Linked DNA regions of Homo sapiens: region 2 is linked to region 1. A link is an interaction called in ENCODE POLR2A ChIA-PET data of the cell type or tissue named here. Cell type or tissue: OCI-LY7. All regions are shown on one strand. Each heading gives the region's core, and the rest is flanking DNA. Links, peaks and the distances in the headings are about the cores only.

Region 1 (6,585 bases), core at 1,553-5,552:
AGTGAATACCTTCTTGTTTAAGGAATAAATGAGATAATAGAGATAATACCTTCTTGTATAAGGAATAAATGGAATAATATGTGTAGTGATGGTAGATCAAGGCTATGAAGAACTGGGCATGCTTTGCTTTGGTGAGAGCATTGGTTTAGCTTTGGGGAGGGCCCATAACTGTTGGGGGCATAAAAGGAAGAAGAGGGTTTTGTTTTTGTTTTTGAGATGGAGTTTCACTCTTGTTGCCCAGGCTGGAGTGCAGTGGCACAGACTCAGGTCACTGCAACCTCCACCTCCCGGGTTCAAGTGTTTCTTCTGCCTCAGACGCCCAAGTAGCTGGGATTACAGGCACCTGCCACCACGCTGGCTAATTTTTTGTATTTTTAGTAGAGATGGAGTTTCACCATGTTGGCCTGGCTGGTCTCGAACTCCTGACCTCAGGTGATCCACCCGCCTCGGCCTCCCAAAGTGCTGGGATTACAGGCATGAGCCACCACGCCTGGCAGAGAAGAGTTATTTTGGAGATAAGAGGATAAATGTCAGTTACAGGGAAATGGAAATTTTGGTATAGCCTGTACATTAGACACTATTGTGTATGTTAAATTTCATGGGTATTGTCTTAATTCATTTGGGCTGATATGATAAAATACCATAGACTAGGTAGCTTATAAACAACAGAAATTTATTTCTAACACTTCTGGAGCTGGGAAATCCAAGATCACTGGCAGATTCAGAGTCTGGTGAGGGCCTGCCTTCTGGCTTATAGATGTGGTCATCTTCTCACTGTGCCCTCATATGGTAGAAGGGGCAAGGGAGCTCTCTATGATCTCTTTTATAAGGGCACTAATCCCATTCATGAGGGTTCCACCCTCATGACCTTTTCATCTCCCAAAGGCCTCACCTCCAAATGCCATCACACTGGGGATTAGGTTTCAACATATGAGTTTCAGGGGGAAACATTCAGTCTATTGCAGGTATGATAGTGATATTGTGATCATGTAGGAGAATGTCTTTGTTCATAGAAAACACACACTGAAGAATCTAGGGGTAAAGTATCATGATGTCTGCACATTACTGTCAATGATTCAGCAAAGTGTGTGTGTATGTGTGTGTCTAGAGAGAGAGATAAAGTAAATGTGGCTAAATGTTAACAATTGGTGTCTGTAGGTAAAGGGTATATGTGTATTCTTTAAATTTTCTGGTTTTCAGGTTTTGTTTTGTTTGAGACAAAGTCTCTCTCTGTCACCCAGGTTGCAATGCATTGGCACGATCTCAGCTGACTGCAACCTCCATCTCCCGGGTTCAAGCAATTCTCATGCCTCAGCCTTCCGAGTAGCTGGGACTACAGGTGTGTGCTACCATGCCCAGCTAATTTTTGTATTTTTAGTAAAGACAAGATTTTGCCATGTTGGCCAGGCTGGTCTCGAACTCCTGGCCTCATGTGATCTACTCACCTAGGCTTCCCAAAGTTCTGGGATTATAGGCGTGAGCCACCACACCCGGCCTGGTTTTCAGGTTTGAAAATAAAAAGTTGGAAAAATATCTACACATGATTCTGTATTCCCCCAATTGTATTTGGGATACAATGTAAGACTTTTCATGCACATAATTTTCCTTAAAAATCTTATCTTGAGGTTTTTTTGGGGGGGCAGAAATATGAACAATTTCTGTGCAAATATTAGTCAAAAACACCATATCCAGAGAAAAATACATTCCCTGATGTTTGATAAAAACAAAGATACATTCCACTTGGAAGACATTTATCAGGGAGGTGCTTTGCACCTCCTGTGTGACTGCATATGAATTTTTTTTACTTTTTATTTTTATCCCCTTGATTAATCTATTTTGTTTGTTTGTTTGTTTTTTGAGACAGGGGCTCCCACTGTTGCTCAGGCTAGAGTGTAGTAGCATGATCATGGCTCACTGCCACCTAGACCTCCCAGGCTCAAGGAATCCTCAGTAGCTGGGGCTACATGCACATGCCACCATTCCCAGCTAATTTTTTATTATTTGTAGAGACAGGGTCTCACTATGTTGCCCAGGCTGGTCTTGAACTCCTGGGCTCAAGCAGTCCTCCTGCCTTAGCCTCCCAAAGTGCTGGGATTACAGGTGTGAGCCACTGCACCCTGCCTGCTTTATTCTTTGCAAATGGTAAGGCCATGTAAATCTAAGAATGTGGAAAAGCCTAAATGCAGTATACACAACCATCTGTGGTTCTGTTGAATTTACATGTTCTGCTCTGGCAAGCTGGAGTAACAGGGACTGGTGTATCCTCCTGCCTGAAACAACTGAAAAACCATGTAGACAAAATGTCTACCTGCATTCTAGCCTGGGCAAGTAGCAAGACTCCATATCTTAAAAAAAAATACAAAAGAGCAAAGAACCAGGAAAAGATCACTCATATGAGGACAATAACAATCAATCAATCAATAGAATTACACCCAGAAATGCCATAGGTAATAGAATTAGTATATTTGCCTTGGCTTTTGAGGTGAGGTAAAACAAACAAGCAAAATAATTAGTAGATAGGGATACTAAAACAGATTCTATAGCCATATTTCAATAAGATAGAGGAAAGACTGAGCATGTTAAGTTGAGACATGGAAGATATAAAGACTCGTATTAAAACTATAGATGGGGCCAGATGCAGTGGCTCACACCTGTAATCCCAGCACTTTGAGAGGCCAAGGTGGGAGCATCGCTTGAGGCCAGGAGTTTGAGATCAACCCAGGCAATAAACAGATATCTCATCTTTACAAAATAAAAAAATTAACTGGGCACGGTGGCACACACTCTCAGCTATTCAAGAGGTTGAAACAGAAGGACTCCTTGAGGCCAAGAATTCAAGGCTACAGTAAGCTATGATTGTGCCGTTGCACCACTCCAGCCTGGGTGACAGAGCGAGACACTGTCTCTAAAAAAGAAAAAAAGCTCTAGATGGGCCAGATGTGGTGGCTCATGCCCATAACCCCAGCACTTTGGGAGGCTAAGACAGGAATCACTTGAGGCCAGGAGTTCAAGACCAGCCTGGGCAACATAGCAAGACATTCATCTCTACAAAACAAACAACCACCAAAAAACACACACAAAAAAACTTCTAGATGCAAACTACAATGTCTGAGGTGAAGAATACATTGCATGAGGTTAAAAGCAGATTAGATACTGAAGAAAAGATTAGTGAACATGAAGACACACAATATAAATTATCTAAAATGAAATACAGAGGCCTTGCATGGTGGCTCATGCCTGTAACCCCAGCACTTTGAGAAGCTGAGGTGGGCAGATCACTTGAGGTCAGGAGTTTGAGACCAGCCTGGCCAACATGGCAAAACCCCATCTCTACTAAAAATACAAAAATTAGCCTAGCGTGGTGGTGGGCGCCTGTAAACCCAGCTACTCGGGAGGCTGGCAGGAGAATCACTTGAACCTGAGAGGTGGAGGTTGCAGTGAGCCAAGATTGTGACATTGCACTCCAGCCTGAGTGCGACAGAGCGAGATTCCATCTCAAAAGATAATAATAATAGAAAAATGAAAAACAGAAAAATTACTGAAAGAGAAAAATAAAGAGTATCAGGGAAACCATAACACAGTATCAGGGAGGCTAATATATGTGTAATTAAATTCCCTGAAGGAGAGGATGGGAGATAGAAAAAATACTTGAAGAGGTCGGGCGCTGTGGCTCATTCATGCCTGTAATCCCAGCACTTTGGGAGAGGCCAAGGCGGGTGGATCACCTAAGGTCAGGAGTTTGAGACCAGCCTGACCAACATGGCAAAACACTGTCTACTAAAAAAATAACAAAAATTAGCCGAATGTGGTGGCGGGTGCCTGTATTCCCAGCTACTCGGGAGGCTAAGGCAGGAGAATCGCTTGAACCCGGGAGGGAGAGGTTGCAGTGAGCCCAGACTGCGCCACTACAATCCAGCCTGGGCAACACAGCAAGACTCTGTCTCAAAAAAAAAAAAAGAAAAAGAAAAAGAAAAAATATTTAAAGAAATAATGGCTGAAAAATTCCAAATTAGATAAAAACAAACCCTTTGATCAAAGAAGCTTAATGAGCTCGCTTCCTCTAAGCAGCCTGAGGTGATCTGTGAAAATGGTTCACTATTCATTTGTCCTAGAAAACTTCACAAAATCATGCAAATCAAAAGGTTCAAATCTTTGTTTTCTTTAAGAATACGGGTGAAATTATCTGGGCCATCAAGGGTAGGCATACACGAGAAGCCACCAAGTATTCTGAAAGATGTCACTTTATAAAAGTACTGTGTAGAAACCACGCTACAATGGTGGAGTTGGTAGGTGTGCCCAGGCCAGACAGTGGGGCTAGATACAGGGTTGCTGGCCCAAAAAGAGTACTGAATTTTTGCTGCACATGCTTAAAAATGCAGAGTAATGCTGAATTTAAGGTTTTGGATATAGATTCTCTGATCATTGAGCCTATCCAGGTGAACAAAGCACCCAAGATGCACTGCTGGACTTACAGAGCTCATGGTCAGATTAACCCATACGTGACCTCTGCCTGCCACATCGAGATGATCCTTACTGAAAAGAACAAATTCTTTTTTTTTTTTTTTTTTTTTGAGACAGAGTCTTGCTCTGTCACCCAGGCTGGAGTGCAATGGCGCCATCTCGGCTCATTGCAACCTCTGACTCCCAGGTTCAAGCAATTCTCCTTCCTCAGCCTTCCGAGTAGCTGGGATTACAGGCCAGTGCCACCATGCCCGGCTAATTTTTGTATTTTTAGTAGAGACCAGCTTTCAGCATGTTGCCCAGGCTGGTCTCGAATTCCTGGCCTCAAGTGATCCGCCCGCCTCGGCCTTCCAAAGTGTTGGGATTACAGGCATGAGCCGCCGCACCCGGCCAGAACAAATTATTCTTTAACCAGAAGAGGAAGTTGAATTGAAGAAAAAGATATCTCAAAAGTAACTGAAGAAACAAAAACAAAAACTTGTGGCATGGGAATAAATTCAGAATAAAATAAATGCTAATAAAAGTTTGTGGCCAGGTGTGGTGGCTCATGCCTACAATCCCAGCACTTTGGGAGGCCGAGGCGGGTGGATCATTTGAGGTCAGGAGTTCGCGACCAGCCTGGCCAACTTGGTGAAACTCCGTCTCTACTAAAATACAAAAATTAGCTGGACATGGTGGTGTGCGCCTGTAATCCCAGCTACTCGGGAAGCTGAGGCAGGAGAATCGCTTGAACTCAGGAGGCAGGGGTTGCAGTGAGCCTAGATCATGCCACTGCACTCCAGCCTGGGCGACAGAGCATCCGTCTCAGAAAAAAGAAAAAAAAAAAGTTTGCATTTGGAGACCATTATTCTAAGTGAAGTAACACAGGAATAGAAAACCAAATGTCATTATGTTCTCACTTGCAAGTGGGAGCTAAGCGACCGGGTGCAGTGGCTTATGCCTGTAATCTCAGCACTTTGGGAGGTTAAGGTAGGCGGATCACTTGAGGCCAGGTGTTTGAGACCAGTCTGGCCAACATGGTGAAACCTCATCTCTACTAAAAATACAAAAATTAGCTGGGCTTGTGGTGCTCACCTGTAATCCCAGCTACTCAGGAGGCTGAGGGAGGAGAATCACTTGAACTTGGGAGAGGGGGTTGCAGTGAGCCAAGATCGCACCACCGCACTCCAGCCTGGGTGACAGAGCAAATGAGACTTTGTCTCAAAAAAAAAAAAAAAAAAAGCGGGAGCTAAGCTATGAGGACACAAAGGCATAAGAATGATACAATGGACTTTGGGGACTTGGGGAAAAGAGTGAGAGGGAGGTGAGGGATAAAAGACTACATATTTGGTACAGTGTGCACTGGTCAGGTGATAGGTGCACCAAAATCTCAGAAATCATCACTAAAGAACTTATTCATGGAACCAAACACCACTTGTTCCCCAAAAACTTATTGAAATTATAAAAAAAGAAGTTCGATGAACCCCAGGTACAAGAAACATGAATAAAATTGCACCAACAAACATGATAATCAAATTGCTTAAAATCAGTGCTATTCCTTGGATATGAATGATCTATCAATCTGTCCCATAACTTGCCCTTTGGACAGGAAAGGACTAAGCTAAAGACACAGTATCTCTGGAATTTTGCCAGGATATGAAGTTTAGTGTCTGCTCCATTCCAGACTTTTTATTTTTTTCTTTTTTGAGATGGGGTCTTGTTCTGTTGCCCAGGCTCAAGTGTAGTGGTGCAAACATGGCTCACTGTAGCCTCGATCTCCTAGACTCAAGCAGTCCTCCTACCTCAGCTTCCTAAGTAGCTAGTACTAAAGGCACATGCCATCATACCTGGCTAATTTTTACTTTTTTTGTAGAGACAAGGTCTCCCTATGTTGCCCAGGCTGGTCTTGGACTCCAGGGCTCATGCAGTCCTCCGGCCTCGGCCTCCCAAAGTCCTGAGATCACAGGTGTGAGCCACCATGCCTGGCTAAGACTTTTTAAATGAATCAGACCAGCCCTAACACAAGGGATTCAGTCCTAGACAATAGCAGCTGTAACCAGCTTTCATCCAGATGGCCTGCCAGTTACTGTCCAGAGTTGTTCCATTTCTCTTCTTTGCCTGCCTGGCTTGATGATCCCCTTGAAT
Region 2 (6,585 bases), core at 927-4,926, 100 kb before region 1:
ACCATGCCTGTCCAAAACCATGTTTTTATACTCTAGTCTAAACCCCTTGGGGTATTTATGCCACATTATTTCTGAAGTCACATATTGAAAAACTGGGGATTCTGACTACTCTGCAACTCACTTTTACTGCACAATTGTGATCTGAATAAAATTTCAAAGATTCTTTTTTAAGTCCTAGAGCCCAGGACAAAGGATAAATCTCATTTGCACTAAAGATTAGACAGTTCCTTTCTTTCAGGATGCCACTCCCAGTATCAGAGGCAGAGAGTTCTCAAGATCCTGGCCCTAGTGTGGAATTAGCTAATTAATTCCAAGGTGAAATGCCAGATCCTGATTAAAATTCAGACTTCACCTGGTTTGGCTGGAGAAGCTCAATCATGACAGTTAAGAAAATGGAATATATATTTTAATATTGTCAAACCCAGGGTTTATGCAAAAGCATCTTCACTTTCATATTAGCAACATGAATGAAGAAAGCATACACAAGGATTTCATGAGACAACATAAATATCAAAGATTTTTTTCAGATGGTTCATTTCTGGAGTGATCTAATGCCTTCAAAAAAGGGAAATCTTTTGTAATTTTATTTCTGAATATAAAAATAATATACAAGCTGGCATGGTGGTACTTGGGTGGCTGAGGCAGGAGAATTCCTTGAGCCTGAGAGTTCAGGACAAGCCTGGGCAACACAGTGAGACCGCCATCTTTATATATATGTGAATATATATATGAGTGTGTGTATATATATATATACACTTAATATATAAGTATATATATATAAAGTATACTTATAAATAAAGTATATATATACACATATATATTCATATATATATAAAGATGGCTGATATATATTCATATGTATATAAAGATGGCTGTATATTCAATTTTTAAAATTCAATATATATATATATTCACAGTAGGAATTTAAAAACATGTGCAATTATTTTTTAAGGCTATTGTAAACAGCATGTGATTGCAAATTAGCTGAGCTGGCTTTAGCAGAGCCTCTGGGCAGCTAAAATCATCCTTGAAATCGTGGTACATCTTTATCCAAGCAGAAAACAAGTGGCTTCAATGGATAAGAAAAGAAACTACCCCTCTCCAGAAATAACCCAAAGGGTATGCATGACTCAAAGTGTAACAGCATTTCCTCCACAGTCAAAGGGATCAGTCACTTCTGATTGATACAGAAAAAGGTGGGAAGAACAGAGATAATTACAGAGAGAGGGAGAAACAAGTCTGAAACAAACAGCTCGGAGCCCTTAAAATCATCGAAGGCTGGACCCTAGGGAGAGAGCCCCTAAAGAAACCGTCCTTTTGATTAAATTTGGAAAAAAAATTTTTTTATTAAAAAAGGAATAAAAGAAACCATCCAGACCTTTGTGCTGGTTTCAGAGTTTAGAGTGTTAGCAGATGCTCCTTGCATCCCCCTGGAGACCAGGCTTGGTGCACCATTTGTGGCTCTGTTACCTAGAAAGAGAGGTACTCAGACTCCAAATATCTTCCCCAAGCACTTAGATTTCTTCACTGATAATTTTCGCATCTAATTCTGGAGAATTATGCTTCTCTCAAGGCCCTCCTGAGACAAATTCAGCCACCATGCCCTTCCTGATGGGAGAGACTGATGTGTCTTCGCATTCTTTTTTGCTTTGTCTGGGTTGGAAACTATGCTGCTGGCAGGGATTGGGTGGGGAATTAATTAAGATCCCATGGATCAGCTCAAGGCTTCCAGCTCAAGTATGGTTGGATTGAGTCAGCATTTATGTCACTGGATATAAAGAGGCTAGGTGGACCTCTTCCCTAGAGAAGGAAAAAGAGGGAGGCTGGGCGTGGTGGCTCATGCCTGTAATCCCAGCACTTTGGGAGGCCAAGACGGGCTGATCGCTTGAGCCCAGGAGTTCAAGACCAGCCTGGACAACTTAGTGAGACCCCATCTCTAGAAAAAAAAAATACAAAAAATTAGCTGGGCATGGTGACACATTGCCTGTAGTCCCAGCTTCCTGGGACGTTGAGGTGGGAGGATCACCTGAGTCCGAGGGGTCAAGGCTGCAGTGAGCTGTGATTACACCACTGCACTCCAGCCTAGGCAACAGAGTGAGGCCCTGTCTCAAAAAAAAAAAAAAGAAAAGAAAAGAAAAGAAAAAAGAGGGGAAAAAGAAAGTTCCAGTTGGGCATCGACTGAGGATCACACTGCTTTGAAGTGTTCCTGCCAACTCCCTGATTCCTCTGGAAAAGACTCTATCACAGAGAGAAAGTCAGCAATGCATTATTTGTCACATGGCACTAACAGGAAAATGTAACATCAAACAGTTTTCTTTTTCCACTCACAGGAAGTTTGTAGTAGAACCCACCAAACTCTGTCCTTGTCTCTGGGGCATGAGTTAGTTATTAACTACTGCTAAGGGTCAGTCCTCAGGCTGAGCAAGTCCATATTCCCCAGACCAGAAAATACAGCAAAAGGGATCCACGCTTCAGTGGCTCAGAGCACCTATAAATTCCTCCTCACCATGAGAGAAGGTAATGCTCCACGGGAAGTCACGTCTAAATGTTGGAACCGCAGAATTGTAAAGCTGAAAGAAACTGCTTTATTCTTCAGAGGGGTGAAGCAGTCACCTGAGCTCACATAAATAGACACTGGGATAGCCTGGCCTTAGGAGAGTAAGCTCTGGAATCAGACAGCTGGGTTCAAATCCCAGCTTCACTTCTTTTTAGCTGCGGTGCCTTTTAGCTGCAGTGCAAAGCACTAGATTTCATGGGTCTCAGTTTCCTCATCATTAGTGAGAATAACAGTATTACCTACCTCCAGTGAATGGAGGAATAAATGATATAATCCCTGAAATCTCTCTGAACAGTGCCTAGTATGTGACAAGTGCTTAATAATGGTGACCTGGTCAATGTCACCAACATCATAGCACACAACCTCCGTGTTAGGCAAAAAGACAAATTGCTAGCAAAGCTGTGTGTCTTGGACTCTGAAGGATAATTTTCCAGAAAAAAAAATGAGGAATGGTCTGTGACAAACTTTACATACCACAGAAAGACTTCGCCAAAGCCTGTTTGTTCATAAGCAGTTTAACCTGATGGCAGATTCTGGAATATTTTCCTAAGGTTATGGTTTCTGGGCAGGGATTCAGGGAACTAAACACACCATCCTCAAGTCCCTCCTCTTGCTTCTTCTCTCCCTCTGAAGCAACATCTGGAACCACTCCATAGAGGACACGCACCCAGACTGCACATTCTGCTGTCACTACTGGCCTGAAGGCTTCAGCCCTGCGGGGGCTGTTTCTGCTGCACAGAGGGTGGCCTAATTCTGAAGGGTGGAGGAAGAACAGCCGCCTGCAGTCCCTAGAATCTGCTATACTAGGCATTCAGAGCAGAAACCACCCAGCCCTCTCCATACTGCCATAGAAAAGCCTAGTACAATCCATGCATTCAATGTCTTGCCTTGAATTGGAATAAAAAATGAATTATTCATTATTTATAAAGCTTCTCTTCCAAGTCACCTTGAATTCCTTGGTATATATCAAATATGTCTATCCCTACCATACCGATCTAAGTTGTAAAAAGTACATTAGAAATACCTACCATTACTACCTGCATGCTTATTTTGCCAGGACTCCTGCTGAGAAAAAAGAAAGGAGGGCATGAAACATAGGAATTTCACACAGTTAGGATGAGGAACAAAAACTAGACTTGATGCAGGGAAGGACAGATATCTAATCCACAGCCACAGAAAAGGTCATTGGGCCGGTTGCGGTGGCTCATGCCTGTAATCCCAGCACTTTGGGAGGCCAAGGCAGGTGGATCACCTGAGGTCAGGAGTTCGAGACCAGCCTGACTAACATGGTGAAACCCCACCTCTACTAAAAATAAAAAAATTAGCCGGGTGTGGTAGCGCATGCCAGTAATCCCAGCTACTCAGGAGGCTGAGGCAGGAGAATCACTTGAACCTGGGAGGCAGAGGTTGCAGTGGGCCGAGATTGCGCAACTGCACTCCAGCCTGGGTGACAGAGCAAGACTCTGTCTCAAAAAAAAAAAAAAAAGAAAGTTCATTGGCAGGAAATGGGAAGAGAACCAACTCTCTCCATCCAAAGGAGAAGGTTCACAAAGACGCACTGGCAAAAATACAGTGTGACATATGCTCAAGGGTACTTACTCATTGCAGCATTATTTACACTAAGGACTGGAAATAGCCTAATGTCCACCAATAGGAAGTGATTGAAAAAGCTGTGGTATGTCCACATAGTGGAGTAAGATGCCAAGGACAGCCTCTATACCCTTCTCCAGGGGATGCTGTCATATGGAGAAAGCAAAATGAAATGGTATTTGAGTGCACTACCTCTTTTGTAATAAAGGGAAGATATACGTTGGATTTTTTTCAAAAGTAATAAGATAAATCAAAAAACAAATAAAAATGGCAATCGAGGTGGGGAGGAGAGGCAAGGATGCACTACCTTGGGCATACATTAATGTTTTATATAATTAAATACAAAATTAAAACAAAGTCTAAGACCCTGTCTTTTCTGTACCCTCCTCCCCATTCACCATCACCCCCTTCCCCCTATGACTCTCAGCCGTCAGCCTTCAGCAGAAAGCCCCCAAGGGGACCTGACCAAGGTGTTGGGGAAGAGCTGTTCCCCCAGCTCTGCAGGAACAAATGCAAAGGAGGCTTAGCTTCACTTTCCAAAAGGCTTCCTGCCTTTCTTTTCATAAGCCACTGTTCCCTTCCTGTAGAATCCTAGATTTCTTCTAAGAGGCAGACAAGGGCCTGGCCAGACTGCCTTCTGGTTTTGTCCAGCAGTTGAGTGAGTCTTCTGGGATTAGGGGCAATGCAGACACAGCAGCAGGCTCTGCCCAGCCCCTCCAGGCCCTGGCTTTCCTTGATTTGTTCTTCCCTTGGCTGATAAAGTCAGCCAGAACAGGGACTAGAAAAAAGCTTTAAGGTCTAATCTGCCTTTCTTCTCCCGAGAATGTTGCATCCTCTGTTGACACCTCTCAAGTCTCTATGTCAGAGAGGAATGAATGAATGAATGAGTGAATGTCCCACAGCCTGGCCACACTGAATCATCTTTCAACTTCTTTTGATAGTTTTCAAGAGGGGTCCAATAAGGCCTTATAAAGAAGCAGGTGTTAGGTCTCCTCCATAGAGAGACATGCCTCTCCTTAAGAAAACCTTATGCCACACTCAAAAAAATCGATTTGGCCGGGTACGGTGGCTCACGCCTGTAATCCCAGCACTTTGGGAGCTGAAGCAGGTGGATCACCTGAGGTCAGGAGTTCGAGACCAGCCTGGCCAACATGGCGAAACCCCATCTCTACTAAAAATACAAAAAATTTGCTGGGTGCGGTGGCACGTGCCTGTAATCCCAGCTACTCAGGAGGCTGAGGCAGGAAAATCACTTGAACCTGGGAGGCTGAAGTTGCAGGGGGCTGAGAAAAAAATAAATTTAATTTTTAAACATATTAGGAGATGTTGCTTAAAATTCGATGAGAGTTCCTTCTCATTGAGCCCAATTATTGGCAGTGTTCTTTTAAATTTAAAAAAAAAATCCTCAGGTGCTTAAGAAACATGAGATGTTTCACCAAGTTTTATTTTATTCATCATTTGATGGAGAGGGAAAGGGCTGCCCAGATAACTTTTAAGACACCTTCCAACCTTAAAAGTCTGTGAAAACACGTGAGATGCTGTGCCCCAGTCCCCTTTGCACTTCTAGTACTGCCACGACTATCCCCCTACTGCATGTGCCGTGGCCAAGTTATCATCCCACGTCAGCGGAACCACAGCGCTTCAGAGGCCACAGCTGAGCCATGCCCCTTTAGAAACCACTGAATTTCTCAAAGACAACGAGCAGAATCGTGTGTGTGTGTGTGTGTGTGTTTCTACATGCATGTCAGTATCTGAGCACAAAACAAGTTGAAAAAGTGGGTGGGAAGAGTTACATTTAGCAGACAATTTAACTTAGAATTAGGGAATCCTAAAATGTCAGTGCTGGAAAACCACATTTTAAAGAGCTTCTGGGATGGCCATGCACAATAGCTCATGCCTGTAATCCCAGCACTTTGGGAGACTCAGGAGGGTGGATCACCTTAAGTCAACATGGTGAAATCCTGTATCTACTAAAAATACAAAAAAAATTAGCCAGGCATGGTGGCGGGTGCCTGTAATCCCAGCTACTAGGGAAGCTGAGGCATGAGAATCATTTGAACCCGGGAGGCTGAGGTTGCATTGAGCTGAGATTGCACTCCAGCCTGGGTGACAGAGCGAGACTCCATCTCAAAAAAATAAATAAATAAAATAAAATAATAAAGAGCTTCTGGGGGAGCGGGGAGGTGGGAATGGATTTGCAACTCTCTAAACAAAGCTGTGCCCATGGCCAGGGAGTTGGCCCATAAATGTTGCTTTAATTGGATTATAGTAAAAGAATCAAGGGGAGCAGCCTCTCTCCCTCAATACCTCAATCAGATATCTAGGCGCTTTTCTAGGATTGGAATTAATTGAATCAAGGGCTATTTTCCTAGAGAAAAGAAGCCAATTTAAGATTTTATAAATAATTGCAATTCTGTGTTATTTCCCATTGGGGGAGA

The links. Peaks named below come from ENCODE experiments on the same cell type or tissue, not always from the same donor. Only the 100,000 strongest peaks of a DNase experiment are listed, where the experiment ranks them.
Region 2: POLR2A ChIA-PET joins it to region 1 with 7 read pairs; 13 of 35 experiments call an interaction of 5 or more read pairs at or near these places.

What each region holds. Positions count from the first base shown.
Region 1 is chr2:201,100,460-201,107,044 of GRCh38, reverse strand. LOC105373836 (a long non-coding RNA gene) reads left to right here. Exons shown (of 3, transcript XR_923785.3): 3 at 1,242-1,541. It also overlaps the pseudogene RPL17P10. Among named protein-coding and RNA genes, the nearest start is that of CFLAR, 12 kb to the left of the region's middle. In OCI-LY7, for the core only: no CTCF peak of the experiment used is centred there; no DNase peak of the experiment used is centred there.
Region 2 is chr2:201,200,767-201,207,351 of GRCh38, reverse strand. CASP10 (caspase 10) reads right to left here. Exons shown (of 10, transcript NM_032977.4): 6 at 3,586-3,622; 7 at 1,379-1,470. Among named protein-coding and RNA genes, the nearest start is that of CASP10, 21 kb to the right of the region's middle. In OCI-LY7, for the core only: no CTCF peak of the experiment used is centred there; a DNase peak (open chromatin) is centred at 2,501.